2 separate regions of the Homo sapiens genome follow, and region 2 is linked to region 1. A link is an interaction called in ENCODE POLR2A ChIA-PET data of the cell type or tissue named here. Cell type or tissue: PC-3. All regions are shown on one strand. Each heading gives the region's core, and the rest is flanking DNA. Links, peaks and the distances in the headings are about the cores only.

The links. Peaks named below come from ENCODE experiments on the same cell type or tissue, not always from the same donor. Only the 100,000 strongest peaks of a DNase experiment are listed, where the experiment ranks them.
Region 2: POLR2A ChIA-PET joins it to region 1 with 8 read pairs; 7 of 35 experiments call an interaction of 5 or more read pairs at or near these places.

Annotation. Positions count from the first base shown.
Region 1 is chr1:52,758,889-52,764,265 of GRCh38, reverse strand. The region is part of intron 2 of ZYG11B (zyg-11 family member B, cell cycle regulator); the gene reads right to left. Among named protein-coding and RNA genes, the nearest start is that of ZYG11B, 35 kb to the right of the region's middle. In PC-3, for the core only: no CTCF peak of the experiment used is centred there; no DNase peak of the experiment used is centred there.
Region 2 is chr1:52,706,073-52,711,449 of GRCh38, reverse strand. It overlaps the pseudogene NDUFS5P3. Among named protein-coding and RNA genes, the nearest start is that of COA7, 10 kb to the right of the region's middle. In PC-3, for the core only: no CTCF peak of the experiment used is centred there; DNase peaks (open chromatin) are centred at 2,979 and 3,939; H3K27ac peaks cover 1,371 bases.

The DNA.
Region 1 (5,377 bases), core at 327-5,326:
TGTGATCCCAGCTACTCAGGGGGCTGAGGCAGGAGAATCACTTGAACCTGGGAGGCGGAGGTTGCAGTGAGCCGAGATAGTGCCATTGCACTCCAGTCTGGCAACAGAGCAAGACTCCATCTCAAAAATAAAATAAAATAAAATAAAATAAAGAATCAACATGCTCTAAATGATAACTCAAGGGCTTCTTTCAAGGAGTAAAATACAGATGCATAAATACAAGGATTGTGCCCCAAAGCATTTTTTCTTTCTTTCTGATTTAGGACAGACAGCTGAAGTGACCAGCAATGTGATCTACAAATAAGTGGGGTGCTAGTCTGGGAGTGTAAGCTTTCAAGCACCTAGAAAGTCTATTTGGCTAGTCAAGGAAGCAATTCGTAATGTTTCAAATTTTCAGTTTTATCCTGAACCAGAAGGCTGAACATGTCAAGATTTATAAATTTAGATTAGATTGACAGTATGACACAGAAACATTATCATTAGATGCTAAAATTCTCACTCTGATTTCTAGCTCTTATGCCCATATTTCCTGGAAAATTTTTAGCATGCAGACACAGATACAATGAGAAAAGATTATGACAAGAGAATCACAGACCCCGATAAGTAGAACTCTAACATCAGATTTATTTTAATTAAGACTGCTACTGGCTGAGTGCGGTGGTTCATAACTATAATACTAGTACTTTGGGTGGCTGAGGCAGGAGGATTGCTTGAGCCCAGCAGTTTGACACCATCCTGGACAACACAGTGAGACCCTGTCTCTACAAAAAAATTTCAAAGTAGCCAAGATCACACCACAGCACTCCAGTCTGGGTAACAAAGCGAGACCCTGCCTCTTAAAATAAAAAATAATTCTAAAAGAAACTGCTTTTATACATACTACTTAAAGCAATCTACAGATGCAATGCAATTCCTATCAAAATACCAATGACTTTTTCACAGAAATAGAAAAAATATCTTAAAATTTGTATGGAACCACAAAAGACCATGAATAGCCCAAGCAATCCTATGCAAAAGGAATAAACCTGGAGGCATCATACTACCAGACTTCAAAATATACTATAAAGCTATAGTAACCAAAACAGCAAATTACCAACATAAAAATAAACACATAGACCACACAGAAACAGAAGAGAAACCCTAGAAATTAATTCACGTATCTACGATCAACTGATTTTTGACAAAGGCACCAATGACATTGACTGGGAAAAGAACAGTCTGGTCAATAAATGGTGCTGGGAAGGCTGGATATCCACAGACAAAAGAATGAAACTAGACCCCCCCCCCCCAATCTCTCACCTTTACAAAAACCAACTCAAAATGAATCAAAGACCTAAATGTAAGACCCAAAACTATAAAACTACTAGAAGAAAATATAGCAGAGGGCCAGGTGCAGTGGCTCACACTTGTAATCCCAACACTTTGGGAGGCCGAGGTTGGCAGATCACCTGAGGTCAGGAGTTCGAGACCAACCTGACCAACATGGTGAAACCCTGTCTCTACTAAAAATACAAAAATTAGCTGGACATGGTGGCGGGCACCTGTAACTCCCAGCTACTTGGGAGGCTGAGGCAGGAGAATCGCTTGAACCTGGGAGGCGGAGGCTGCAGTGAGCTGAAACGGCGCCACTGCACTCCAGCCTGGGTGACAAGAGCAAAACTTCGTCTCAAAAAAACAAATGAAAAAAATAAAATATAGTGGAAACACTTCAGGACATTCATCTGAGAAGATTTTATGAACAAGACCTCAAAAGCACAGGCCAGGCACGGTGGCTCATGCCTGTAATTCTAGCACTTTGGGAGGCCGAGGCAAGAGGATCACTTGAGTTCAAGAGTTCAAGACCAGCCTGGGAACCATGGTAAGGCCCTGCCTCTACAAAAAATTTTAAAAACTACCTGGGCAGGGTGGTACATGCCTATAGTCTCAGCTAATTGGGAGGCTGAAGCAGGAGGATTGCTTGAGCCTGGGGGTTAAGGCTGCAGTGAGCCATGACCACACCACTGTACTCCAGCCTGCATAACAGAGTGAGACCCTGTCAAAAAAAAAAAAAAAAGCACAGGCAACAAAAACGAACATAGACAAATGGGATTATATCAAACTAAAAGCTTCTGCACACCACAGCAAAGGAAACAATCAACAGAGTGGAAAGACAACCTACAGAATGAGAGAAAATATTTGTAGATTATTCAGCTGACAGGGGATTAATATCCAGAATATATAAGAAACTCAAACAGCTCAACAGAAAACTAAACAATCCAATTTAAAAGTGGGCAAATGACCTGAATAGATATTTCTCAAAAGAAGACATACAAATGGCCAACAAATATATAAAAAAATTGCTAAACATCACTAATCATCAAGGAAATGCAAATCAAAACAAGGTATTATCTCACCTCAGGATGGCTATTAACAAAAGACAAAAAATAACAAATACTGGATGTAGAGAAGAGAACTCTTATACATTGTTGGTGGGAATGTAAACTAGTACAGACTCTATGGAAAGCAGCGTGAAGGTTCCTCAAAAAACTACAAATAGAACTACCATATCCAGCAATCCCACTACTGGACATTTATTCAAAGGAAAGGAAATCAAAATTATCAAAGAGACATCTGTACCCCGTGTTTACTGCAGCACTATTCACAATAGCAAGATGCAGAATCAATCTATGTGTCCAATAACAGATGAATGAATAAAGAACATGTGGTGTACATACATAATGGAATACTATGCAGCCAACAAACAGAATAAAATCCTGTCATTCACAGCAAAATGAATGAAACTGGAGGACATTATGTTAAGTGAAATAAGCCAGGAGCAGAAAGTTAAACACAGCATGTTCTCACTCATATGTGAAAGCTAAAAAACTGATCTCATAGAAGTAAAAGTAGAACAGGTTAGCAGAGGCTGGAGACTTGTAGAGAGAAGAGGAGGATAGGCAGAGATTGATTAAAGGATACGTAATTAAGCTAGACAGGAGGAGTCAGTTCTAGTGTCCTACACACTGTATGATGACTACAGTTAACAATAATTCATAGTTTCAAATAGCTACAAGGATGATAGTGAATATTTCCAAAACAAATATTTGAGATGATGAATATGCTAATTACTCCAATCTTATCACTATACAGTATATGTACTGAAGCATCATGACATACCCCATAGATATGTACAATTATTATATGTCAATTTAAAAATACGCCAGCACCAGGCACAGTGGTTCACACCTGTAATCCCAGCACTTTGGGAGACCAAGGCAGGTGCATCATTTGATGTCAGGAGTTCGAGACCAGCCTGGCCAACATGGTGAAACCCTGTCTCTACTAAAAATACAAAAATTAGCTGTGCATAGTGTCAGGCACCTGTAGTCCCAGCTACTTGGGAGGCTAAGCCAGGAGGATCAAATGAACCCAGGAGGCAGAGACTGCAGTGAGCTGAGACTGCACCACTGCACTCCAGCCTGAGCGACAGAGTGAGATTCCATCTCAAAAAAAAAAAAAAAAAAAAGTAGGCCAGGCATGTTGGCTCATGCCTGTAATCTCAATACTTTGGAAGCCTGAGGCAGGAGGCTAACTTGAGGCCAGGAGTTCGAGACCAGCCTGGGGAACATGGCAAGACCCTGTCTCTACAAAAAATAAAAGAAGAAAAAGAAAATTTTTTAACACACAAAAAAGACTGCTACCAATATCATTGATCCTTTGAATTGAGTAAATAAGTAAAAAAATTTTAAATGTATATGTTAAACATTTTCTAAAATCAATATGCTATTAGAAACAGTATGATATTACCAGTTTTTTGTTTTTGTTGTTGTTGTTGTTGTTGTCGTTAAGAGTCTCATTCTTGTCGCCCAGGCTGGAGTACAATGGTGCAATCTTGGCTCACTGCAACCTCCACCTCCGTGTTCAAGCAATTCTCTCTGCCTCAGCCTCCTCAGTAGCTGGGATTACAGGCGCCCGCCACCACGCCGGGCTAATTTTTGTTACTTTTAGTAAAGACAGGGTTTTGCCATGTTGGCCAGGCTGATCTCAAACTCCTGACCTCAGGCGGATCGCCTGCCTTGGCCTCCCAAAGTACTTGGATTACAGGCGTGAATCACTGCCCTTGGCTGATATTACCAATTTTAAAAGTATTCACAAGGCGGGAGCACTGGCTCACGCCTGTAATCCCAGCACTTTCGAAGGCCTAGGCGGTAGATCACTTGAGGTCAGGAGTTTAGGACCAGCCTGGCCAACATAGTGAAATCCCATCTGTACTAAAAAAAATACAAAAATTATCCAAGTGTGGTGGCACATGCCTGTAACCCCAGCTACTCCGGAGGCTGAGGCACAAGAATTGCTTAAACCTGGGAAGCAGAGGTTGTAGTGAGCCGAGATCGCGCCACTGCACTCCAGCCTGGGTGACAGTGCAAGACTCTGTCTCAAGGAAAAAATAGTAACAGCAATAAATAAAAAATAAAAGTATCAACTGAATAACTTTTTTCCCAGTATGAATATTTTCAAACACGAAGAAAAATGTATAAAGCAACTTTTACAAATTGAGACAAGAACTGGCAACATGTTTCTTTGCATATTCTCAGTAGTATCAAATCTTGACTGTTTAAAGATGGAAATGATTTGTATAAAGAGATTAAATAATTCAGAACCCTTCTTGATGAAGAAGACAGGTAATCACACTAGGGTAACACAATTAGGGACAACAAGTTATTTTTCTGACCCTCAGTTTCCTCATCTGAAGGCAGTCTGAAAAGAAGAGGTAGAAAATACATTTCAAGCATGTAGCTTCTCAAAGACATTACTCTGAGGACAAATATTTAGTTAGACTTGCTTAAAACCCACTCCTATTATCTTATCCATATAAAGCATTCGCTATAGTGCCTGACATAATAATAAGCATTTAATAAATGTTAACTACTACTATTAGCTAGCAGTAGTTACATTTCCAAAGGATAACCCAATCTGGCAAAGTTAAGGCCTTAGCATTTGTTCTTTTGATTTACAAGATGAGTTTTCTTTTTTTAATCTAATATACTGAGCACTGGCTGGGTGCAGTGGCTCATGCCTGTAATCCCAGCACTTTGGGAGGCCGAGGCAGGTGGATCACTTGAGGTCAGGAGTTCAAGATCAACCTGGCCAACATGGTGAAACCCCGTCTCTACTAAAAATACAAAAATTAGCTGGGCGTGTTGGTGGGCACCTGTAGTCCCAGCTACTCAGGAGGCTGAGGCAGGAGAATCACTTGAACCCAGGAGGTGGAGGCTGCAGTGAGCTGAGATTGCACCACTGCACTGCAGCCTGGGCAACACAGCAAGACTCCATCTCAAAATAATAATAATAATAATATACTGAGCATAATCATTAAATTGGGATTAGAAAGAAATGC
Region 2 (5,377 bases), core at 222-5,221, 53 kb after region 1:
CTTGCATTTACTACTAGATTGAGACATCACTTGCACTCCATGTCTTCTGGCTCTGCTCTAGCTATACTGAATTACTCGTAGCTCTTGGAATATATAGTGCTACTTTAAGCCTTTGTGTATTTGCTCATGGCTTTCTTTCCACCAGGAAACCCTTTCTTGCTTTCTTCAAATGTGCCTTCCACTTGCATTTACTACTAGATTGAGGCATCTCCTCCTCACAGCCTTTCCTGATCACCCTTCCATAATTAGGTTAATTGTCTTTCATGAGCTTCCCTCTGAAGAGTCTACTCTGTTGCGATTGTGCCTTTCGTTTGCTTCCCAAATAGGCTGTGAGCTCCTCTGGAGCATTGACTGGATTTGATTTACCTCTTTCTTTTTTTTTCTTTTTTTTTTTTGAGATGGAGTCTTGCTCTGTCACCCAGGTTGGAGTGCAGTGGTGCGATCTCCGCTCACTGTAAGCTCCACCTCCCAGGTTCACACCATTCTCCTGCCTCAGCCTCCTGAGTAGCTGGGATTACAGGTGCCCGCTACCATGCCCGGCTAGATTTATCTCTCTCTTTAGGGCCCAGAACATGGCCTGACTGGAAGGCATTAATTTCATGGTATCCTGTTGTCCCTCAAATGCCCTCTGGCTCAAGTGCTAAGAACCTTTTCATTTCCTCAAGAGAAGGCAAAGCCAGCTTACCTTTAGGCATCTTAACCCAGACCTCAGACAGAAAACCTTCCAGTTGCAAGAGTATGTAATAGTTAAGACATTTTAAAAAGGAGCAATAAGGTAATATTTTACTCCTTAATATTAATCCATTTTATTTCATCTCATCAACTATGGGCACTGGATTACCTTTCTTATTGTCAATATTTGTTATGCCTTATTATGGGCAGACACCTTCACTTTTATGTAATTTTCTTATTGGAGGGGTGACATGGAATACAGTACTTGTTAGGAGCATGGACTCTACAGCAAGCCATTCTGCCTGGGTTTCACTCCCAGCTCCACATTTACTAGCCATGTGATCTTAGAGAATTTATGTGACACATCTGTGTGTCTGTTTCTTTTCTTTTCTTTTTTTTTTAGATGGAGTCTCACTCCGTCTCCCAGGCTGTAGTGCAGTGGCGCGATCTCGGCTCATTGCAACCTCCACCTCCCAGGTTCAAGCAATTCTCCTGCCTCAGCCTCCAGAGTAGCTGGGATTACAGGCGCCTGCCATTGCAGGCTAATTTTATTATTTGTAGTAGAGATGGGGTTTCACCATCTTGGCCAGGCTGGTCTTGAACTCCTGACCTCATGATCCACCTGCCTCGGCCTCCCAGAGTGCTGGGATTACAGGCATGAGCCACCACACCCAGCCGTGTCTGTTTCTTTACCTATAAAATTGGCGTGATAATCTTACTTAACTCATAGCATCTAGCAGATTAACTGAGTTACTATATATTTATACTATTACATATAGAAGGCTCTTAAAATAGGACCTGGCAAGGCCAGCCACAGTGGCTTAGTTATATAATTCCAGAACTTGGGAGGCCAAGGAGGGTGGATTACTTGAGGCCAGGAGTTCAAGACCAGCCTGGCCAACAGGGCCAAACCCCATCTCTACTAAAAATACAAAAATTAGCCAGGCGTTGTGGTGCACACTTGTAGTCCCAGCTACCCAGGAGGCTGAGGCAGGAGAATTGCTTGCGCCCCCGAGGCAGAGGTTGCAGTGAGCAGAGATCGTGCCACTGCACTCCAACCTGGGCGACAGAGCAAGACTCCATCTCAAAAAATAAAAAAAAAAAAAGAAAGAAAAAAATAGGACTTGGCAAGATATAACTGTTATATAAGCATTGGCTATTATTATAAAATCCTCCTGCAAATCCTGCAAGCTAGACATTATTTTTTTGGGGGGTGGGGAATGGAGCAATCCTTTATTTTTACACACTTTGACAAGGAGGTTTTCTGTAAACAACCTTTCCAGTGGAGAACAGAGAACAGGAAAATCAGCCTCCAGACATCAGCAGCTGCTCTGTTCAGGGCCAAGGCTCTGCATTGTCCACATGGTGAGGTGGAGGGGTGTACTTCCCTTCCTTTATCAGCTTATCCCGCTGCTTCCTAATGGTACTCAGACGTCTCATCGTTTTCTGCTAAAGTATACACTCTACAAAATCATCATATTCTATCTTGCACTCCTTCTCTGCCTGGATACTAACGATTCCATGTGCACATTCTATCCATTCTTTTTGAAAAGCCTGGCATCGAGCAGGAATCTTGTAGGGCTGTTCAGCACTTTGGATTGTCCACCATCAATCTATGTTAAGGCTGAACCTTTTCAGCACATCCAAGAAAGGCATGGCGATCCAATGCTTATGCCCTTGTCTCTTTTCTGGCCCCCACCCCCCCACTTTTTTTTTTTTTTTCTGAGACAGGGTTGAGTCTCACTCTGTTACCCAGGCTAGAGTGCAGTGGCATGATCTTGGCTCACCGCAACCTCTGCCTCCTGGGTTCAAGTGATTCTCCTGCCTCAGCCTCCCGAGTAGCTGGGACTACAGGTGTGTGCCACCATGCCTGGCTAATTTTTGTATTTTTAGTAGAGACGGGGTTTGGCCATGTTGGCCAGGCTGGTCTCAAACTCCTGAACTCAGGTGATCCGCCCACCTCGGCCTCCCAAAGTGCTGGGATTACAGGCATGAGCCACCACACCCGGCCCAGGGGACTCTTCTATAAGAGGGTGCTGTGTCCATCTCCTACAGATTATGCATCTACCAGGAACAATGTATGTGTGTTTTGGAATGGTGATAAAATTATACTTCCCTAGTCATTCTCACCTGTCATCTACTATTCACTGTTCTAGCCTTTTCCTAGGAGGTCAGATGCTTGTAAATAATTTATTCTCCAACAAAAAGAGCCTTTCCTAAACTAGGAATTCCTTGGCAGTGTGGGAGTAAATTCCCTAACTGATGATAACTCTTTTACTGCACATTCTTTTCACTGGGCATGTGCTCAATAAATACCTCTCCTTTGTGTCATGCTGTGTGCTGGACACTGAGGACACAGAAATAGATAAAACCCAGGCCCTGCCCTCAAGGTACTCAAGTCTAGTAGGAAGGGAAGGAAGACAACAGAAAAAGAACATGGTAAGTACTCTTATAAAAAGAAGCATGTTTGTGTGTGGTGGCTCATGCCTGTAGTTTCAGTTACTCAGGAAGCCGAGGCGGGAGGATAGACTGAGTCCAGGAGTTTGAGGCTGCAGTGCACTATGGTCATGCCTGTAAAATAGCCACTGCACTCTAGCCTGGGCAACGTAGTGAAACCCTGTCTCAAAAAAGAAAAAAAAAAAAAAGGAAGCAGAGCACTTGCTAAAGCACAGAGGCAACCAGCCTGGTGGTGGGGGCAGTCAGTGGTCAGAGCAGGCTTCCTGAAACAGGCACTACTTGACCTGGGTTGTTGTTGTTGTTGTTGTTGGTTTTTTTTTTTTTTTTGAGACGGAGTTTCGCTCTTGTTGCCCAGGCTGGAGTGCAATGGCACAATCTCAGCTCACCACAACCTCCGCCTTCTGGGTTCAAGCGATTGTCCTGCCTCAGCCTCCCAAGTAGCTGGGATTATGGGCATGTGCCACCATGCCCTGCTAATTTTGTATTTTTAGTAGAGACAAGGTTTCTCCATGTTGGTCAGGCTGGTCTCGAACTCCCAACCTCAGGTGACCTGCCCGCTTCGGCCTCCCAAAGTGCTGGGATTACAGGCGTGCGCCACCGTGCCTGGCCTTGACCTGGGTTTTGAAGGAAAAATAATTACCTTAATTAACGGAGAGGGAAGAGCATTCTAGGCATAGGGAATCACATGTGTGAAGGCACTGGAACGTGAAAGCAGGTGATGTTTATAGGGTCAACAAATAATTTGGGATGAGGTTCAAAGAGTGTGTATGGGAGGGAAGAGAACAAGCTGGAAAGGCAGGCTGGGGCGGATAGCAAGGTTTGTGGCCAAAGGTTAGGGGCGTAGACTTTAATGCCATGTGACATTTAGTTCCAGTTCTCTACTGGCACAACTGCTTTTTTCTGACAGTCAGTATTTGGTTACATTTAGAAGTCCAGATTAGTTTTTTCACTCAACAACATGGGCTGAGCACCTCACTGTGTCAGTTTTTATGTGCAGGCAGGAGGGCTCAGGAATAGACTTTTGGGGTCACAGCCTGAAATCTTGTGAGCTTTTTTTAGAAGGCAGTAAATCTCACCCCTGACTTGAGATGATTTGTCCTAAAACCTGATCCCTTCCTTGTCCTTGGTGTTGCAACCCTTCTTCCTCATTTGGATTTCCATGAGCATGCTGCAGTGAGCTGGGTCCACACACACATTATGGGAATGGCTATAATCAGAAGCCGAGCCAGCCAGCTTAGGTGGTGAACACATGCCCGTTGTGCTCTGGCACGTGAGTCTCATGAATGAGATGGAGCAGGCAGAGAATATCAGGTCCCTACTCTTTGGGATTTCATAGTCTTAAAAGCAGAAAGTTGGCCGGGCGCGGGGGCTCATGCCTGTAATCCCAGCACTTTGGGAGGCTGATGCAGGTGGATCGTGAGGTCAGGAGTTCAAGACCAGCCTGGCCAAGATGGTGAAACCCCCCTCTCTACTAAAAAAAAATACAAAAAAATTAGCCGGGCGTGGTGGTGGGTGTCTGTAATCCCAGCTACTCAGGAGGCTGAGGTAGAGAACTGCTTGAACCCAGGAGGTGGAGGTTGCAGTGAGCCGAGATCGCGCCACTGCACTCCAGGCTGGGGGCCAGAATGAGACTCCATCTCAAAAAAAAAGAAAAAAAAAATTAGATCTGGAGGCATTGTTATAAGTTATTAACCACATAGCATAAACGGAGCACTTACAAAGTGCTTCACTCTGTGTTGGGACCTGGAAGGCAAATAAAGAAATCATATTTGGTTCCTATCCTTAAGGTGCTCCCAGTCTGGTAAAACAGGCGATGACCACAGTGCTTCAGGAAGTGGAGGAGCCCTCAGCTGGCTAACCACAGCCCACTGTCAACCAGTAGGGGTTAGGAAGGCATCCTAGACAAGGACTGGTGGTCGGGCAACATAGTTTGAACTGACACTGGAGAGACGTGGAAAGAGCAGCCCACACAGACAAAACAGCCTGAGGAGTTCAGAGAAGAGGAGTGGGTCAGAGGGATTGGTTTGTCTAGTATAGGTGGGGAAGTAGCAAGTGGAGTGGTTGGCGGGGGCCAGATGGGAGGGCCTGGAATGCTGAGCTAAGGATGCGGGCATTGTGGAGCCTTTGGTTTCCAAATGGGGGTGACACAGCTCTTTTAGAAAGACAAGTCCCTTTCATTCCTGGGCTCAGTGCGCTCACCTGTAAAATGAGGGAGTTGAAGATTATTTTCAAAATCATTCCAGTGCAT